2 separate regions of the Homo sapiens genome follow, and region 1 is linked to region 2. Evidence: chromatin loops called from intact Hi-C (ENCODE). Cell type or tissue: heart left ventricle. All regions are shown on one strand. Links, peaks and the distances in the headings refer to the core of each region. The heading gives the core; the rest is flanking DNA. Region 1 has its middle 230 kb from the start of LINC01235. Region 2 has its middle 170 kb from the start of LINC01235.

Region 1 (2,924 bases), core at 256-2,755, 60 kb before region 2:
AACATGGATGGAACTAGAGGTCATCACACTCAGTGAAATAAGCCAGGCACAAAAAGACAAATACCACATGTTCTCACTAATATGTGGAATCGAAAAAAGTAAGTCTCATAGCAACAGAGAGTAGAAAAGCAGTCACCAGAGGTTAGGGGAGATAGAAGGGGATGGAATAAGGGAAGGTACTGTTTTTTTGAGACAGGGTCTTGCTCTGTTGCCCAGGCTGGAGTGCAGTGGCACGATCTTGACTCACTGCAACCTCTACCTCCCAGGTTCAAGCGATTCCCCTGCCTCAGCCTCCTGAGTAGCTGGGATTACAGGCACGCACCACCACGCCCAGATAATTTTTGTATTTTTAGTAGAGAGAGGGTTTCACCATGTTGTTCAGGCTGGTCTCGGCCTCCTAACCTCGTGATCCTCCTGCCTCAGTCTCCCATGAGATTTAAACTTGATAATAGAGTCCTATCAATGACTAATACGGTGTTTTTTCTCATAGTAGGTGCTCGGTAAATATTTTAAATTTACTGTCATTTTCTGAATATAAAGTTAACGGAAGTCAACTGCAGCAGGCAGATTGAGTGTAACGATTGCCCCAGTTAGTCCTCTCCCTGTACCTACGTCACTTATAACATGACTTTGCTAGCTGGGCATGGTGGCATGCGCTTGTATTCCCAGCTACTCAGGAGGCTGAGGCAGAAGAATTGCTTGAACTCAGGAGGCGGAGGTTACAGTGAGCTGAGATTGCACCACTCCACTGCAGCCTGGATGACAGAGTGAGACTCTGTCTCAAAACCGAAACCAAAACCAAAACATGACTTTGCACCCCTCCTTTAAGAACTGGAGTTTCTTTCTCTATCCATGGCAACTGAGCTGGCCTTATGATTTGCTTTGACCAATAGAATGTGGCTGAAGTAATGATGTGTCAGCTCTGAGTCTAAATTTCAAGAAGCATATTCTGCTTCCATACTCTGCTGGAATTCTGTCACCACCATTTTGCTAAGTTAGGACTAGCCTGCTGGAAGATTAAGAGACCATGTAAGGAAATTCAGTAGTTCCAGAAACTGTTTTTGACCAGCTGATAGCCAGCTGACTTACAGCTGCCTACACCAATCTACGACTGACCACAGAGATGTGGGTAAGCTCAACAAGAACAGAATAACTCCTCAGTTGACACTTAGTCTCATGAACAGTAATAAAGGCTTGTTTTTTTTTAAGCCACTGATTTTGGGGTTGGCTTGTAGTACAACAATAAGGAATTGGTATATCAACTAGATTAGGAGTTTGTTCAGGAAGTAATGAGGTATGTTTTAAATGATGATCACAAAAGGATTAAGTTCAACATTTCAGAGAGAAAGTAAAGCAAAATAAAATTGCTAGATTACTCAATTTTAGAAAAAAAGGAACCAAAAAAGCATTTGGGAAAAAATTAAAAGAGTGTATGTGTGTCTGTGTCTGCAGTATACCTACAGAAAGCCTAGAGACCTCTACCAATACCTATCAGAAGTTAGAAGGCCAAGAAAGGTGTACACCATACAGCTAAAAGTTAGACATTCAAACAAAATTCTGCCTGCATTACTAGCAAAATCCAAAAAGTTATTCTAGAGAAAAGCATCATTTAAAAAAGCAAAATGTTTCAGTTTTCTGCATATGGCTAGCCAGTTTTCATTAAATAGGGAATCCTTTCCCCATTGCTTGTTTTTGTCTGGTTTGTCAAAGATCAGGTGGCTGAAGATGTGTGGTGTTATTTCTGAGGCCTGTGTTCTGTTCCATTGGTCTATATCTCTGTTTTGATACCAGTACCATGCTGCTTTGGTTACTGTAGCCTTGTAGTATAGTTTGAAGTCAGGTAGCATGATGCCTCCCACCTCCTGCTTTGTTCTTTTTGCTTAGGATTGTCTTGGCTATATGGGCTCTTTTTTGGTTCCATATGAACTTTAAAGTAGTTTTTTCTAATTCTGTGAAGAAAGTCAATGGTAGCTTGATGGGAATAGCATTGAATCTATAAATCACTTTGGTCAGTATGGCCACTTTCACGATATTGATTCTTCCTATCCATGAGCATAAAATGTTTTTCCATTTGTTTGTGTCCTCTCTTATTGCCTTGAGCAGTGGTTTGTAGTTCTCCTTGAAGAGGTCCTTCACATCCCTTTCTAACTTGTATTCCTAGGTATTTTATTCTCTTTGTAGCAACTGTGAATGGGAGCTCACTCACGATTTGGCTCTCTGTTTGTCTGTTATTGGTGTAGAGGAATGCTTGTGATTTTTACACACTGATTTTATATTCTGAGATTTGACTGACGTTGCTTATCAGCTTAAGGAGATTTTGGGCTGAGACGATGGGGTTTTCTAAATATACAATCATGTCATCTGCAAACAGAGACAATTTGACTTCCTCTCTTTCTATGTGAATACGATTTCTTTCTCTTGCCTGACTGCTCTGACCAGAACTTCCAATACTGTGTTGAATAGGAGTGGTGAGAGAGGGTATTCTTGTCTTGTGCCAGTTTTCAAAGGGAATGCTTCCAGCTTTTGCCCATTCAGTATGATAATGGCTGTGGGTTTGTCATAAATAGCTCTTATTATTTTGATATACTTTCCATCAATACCTAGTTTATCAAGGGTTTTTAGCATGAAGGGGTGTTGAATTTTATCGATGGCCTTTTCTGCATCTATTGAGATAATCATGAGGTTTTTGTCATTGGTTGTGTTTATGTGATGGATTACATTTATTGATCAGTGTATGTTGAACCAGCCTTGCATCTCAGGGATGCAGCTGACTTGATCGTGGTGGATAAGCTTTTTGATGTGCTGCTGGATTCAGTTTGCCAGTATTTTATAGAGGATTTTTGCATCAATGTTCATCAGCGATATTGGCCTGAAATTTTCTTTCTTTTTTTTTTTTTTTTCGTCTCTGCTGGGTTTTGGTATCT
Region 2 (2,924 bases), core at 119-2,618:
AGTCCCACCTGAAAGAAAATTGACTGTTGCCCTTTGAAATGCCAAGAGAAAACAGACTTACCTGACATTCTAATGACTTTAAAAAGTGGTGAGAAGAGGAAAAGAACATGAAGGGAATTTCATGCCAGGTACGAATATTCATATCCTCTCACTGAAATCTAGGCCATGAATAGTACAGTTCAAAGCATTTTCTGTATCTGACTTCTAGAGGCAAATCCAACTGTAGTCAATAATGAGACATGCCACAAGACAACATTTGGTTGAAATATAACTGACCCACCAGTACTTGTGAGACAGCTTGAGTTTCTGCGTTTTTGATAATCTACAGGAAATTTACAATTTAAATATTTTTTTTGGAACTTCAATTACTTCACTTTAGAGGGATGAATTCAAGCAAGAAGGGTGTTGGGGAAGGGTGTGATGCACCTATGGACTATTGTATTCACTTTGAGCATAGTCATTTCACTATCACTTGGGGCATCTAAAAATGTGATACAGTTTATATTTGGATGACATGTATACATGCACTTAGCCAAATTCATATAATTTATAAAAATATTATGAACTACAAAGACCCCCACTGGAGATCAGTTACTAAGTTAATTTCTATATTAATAATTACCTAACTTTTAAAAATCAAATAAAGTCCAAAAAATATGAGTCAGATTTTCTTCTAATTCCTTTGATTTCATTTTTGTTTTTGTTTTTTTAATTTTTATCATCAGCACCCTAGGTCAAATTTTTATCATTTCAGAACTGTCTGTTCACGACAACAGACAGCCTTGTAACTGGTTTCACTGCTTCAACCTGTCTTTGTCAGTACACCCCAACATCCACCTCTAGGTTAATTATTTTAAAATCATGCTTTACACATTAATTCACTTGGACCAAAATTTGTGTTTGGACCCCACTTCCTTAAAAAGGAAGTTAAGGAAATTCAAATTCAGTTATATCACTTTCTTCTGCTATTGCAATTTTATAACTACTTGCTTCTCTAACCAAACTCTCTATGAACTATCCTTTAAATCTTTCATGTTACACTGTCTTTTCTTTTATGTACATTATGCCCCTGCTTGGAATGACTTTTCTTCACTTTCATGTCCTTAGGTATAATTTAAGCCCAAACTTCTTCCACAATAATCTCTACTTTTTCTGAAGACTCATGAAATAATATACTACTTACTTTGAATAATTGGTTTATTTGGCTTATGCACCTCTTAAATCTAACTAAATTATAAAGTTTGAGTCTCACAAATCTTTTTATTTCCCAAGCAGTGTTTGTTCACAATTAGTGGAAAGAGACAATTCCTGCTTTAGGAATGTTTGAGCTACTTTATTAAGATATGGTTATCTTAAAGAACGTTGCTTTGATAAGATAATTTCAGTTTTCTAAAGAGTGAGATCATTTTCAGTCTCAATAGTGAAAGGAGGGGTTGGGCTCTCTAACAGAACTAGACATAAGGGGTAAACCTATGGAAATGGAAGAAAAAGCTTAGCCACCTTCCTTTGCTTTTTAAAGAGTCTGTGAAAGTCTGGCTGGGCATGGTGACTCATGCATGTAATCCCAGCACTTTGGGAGGCTGAGGTGGGTGGATCACTTGAGGCAGGAGTTCAAGACCAGCCTGGTCAACATGGCGAAACCCCATCTCTACTAAAAATACAAAAATTAGCTGGGTGTGGTGGCAGGCAGCTGTAGTAGCAGCTACTTAGGAGGCTGAGGCAGGAGAACTCTGGAAGTGGAGGTTGCAGTGAGCCAAGATTATGCAACTGAACTCCAGACTGAGCTGAGATTGCGCCTTTGCACTCCATCATGGGGGACAGATCGAGACTCCATCTCAAAAGAAAAAAAAAAATCTAAAAGAATTCTTACTTAGGGGCTTCTGAAAGGATGTCTGTCACATGAAGAATGCTAACAACCAAGAAAACAGCCTGTATAGTGGACAGTTTGCTCCAACAAATAAGCTCTATTCTGTACCCCAAATTGCCTAGAGTCGGCTGTTAACTTCCTTTTCCTATCTTCAAGATTTAATAAAATTACATTGACTTTTACAGGCTTGTGCTAAGTAAGCAATGGAAAATCAGAAACATGGTCATTTGTCCAGTTTTAAAGGGAGAATTCTTCCTGTGTGGCCAATATGATGGTTGCAGCAGTGTATAGAGAGACAGATCAATACTTAGAATATTTTGTCCACCTCTTTTTTCACAAGAGTCAAAATCAGGAGTTTTGGTCTTATATTATTTTTAATTAATAGGGAAAGGGCTTCAAAATGGCTTACTAGAGGCATTTTGCACTAGCCTTCTTCACTAAGAACCAAAATAGTGAGTAGATAATCACACTTCGAATAGATCATCCAAGAAAGAATACTGGAATTCAACAGAAAAGTAACAGGAAATACCTAAAGCAAGGAAGAAGAGGGAAGTGAGACAGCCTGCTCAGCTGTGATTGGCTTGGAGCCAGGAAAGACTCCTTAATGTGAGGAAAGGGTGAGTGAGAGACCAGTAGCCGTCCACATTCCCACCATGGACTCCCACAATCCTAGCCACGGGAAAGCCCCCCAACCCTCACTGGCCCTGAAACTAACATAGGGAGCCACTGGGGGATTGTGTGACACCATTGTTCCAGAGAGAGAGTTCATGCTGGGTCCCACACACACCCTGACACCTAAGCAGCTACAGCAAAGTGCCATTTTAGAGCTCCACCTCCAACAGATTGCATGCTGTCTTAGGCCCCGCAGCACCAAGGCAGAGGAGCAAGAGAAGTGTGGGCTGTTGCCCATGGAGCTGAAATGTAAGCAAGAAACAGGCGATCACCACCAGGACTGAGGTGCAAACACCACCAAAGCAGAGGCTGAAGGGGTGCACACATTCCCTACCCACTGGCCTAAGCTGCCGCCACTGAAAGTGGCTCCACCCTCTGCTGCAGA

Evidence for each region. Peaks named below come from ENCODE experiments on the same cell type or tissue, not always from the same donor. Only the 100,000 strongest peaks of a DNase experiment are listed, where the experiment ranks them.
Region 1: a loop joins it to region 2, with 5 times the contacts of the local background. A loop is called at or near these places in 9 of 110 quality-filtered maps.

The regions. Positions count from the first base shown.
Region 1 is chr9:13,663,787-13,666,710 of GRCh38, reverse strand. No RefSeq gene overlaps it. Among named protein-coding and RNA genes, the nearest start is that of LINC01235, 230 kb to the right of the region's middle. In heart left ventricle, for the core only: no CTCF peak of the experiment used is centred there; no DNase peak of the experiment used is centred there.
Region 2 is chr9:13,603,652-13,606,575 of GRCh38, reverse strand. No RefSeq gene overlaps it. Among named protein-coding and RNA genes, the nearest start is that of LINC01235, 170 kb to the right of the region's middle. In heart left ventricle, for the core only: no CTCF peak of the experiment used is centred there; no DNase peak of the experiment used is centred there; H3K27ac peaks cover 737 bases.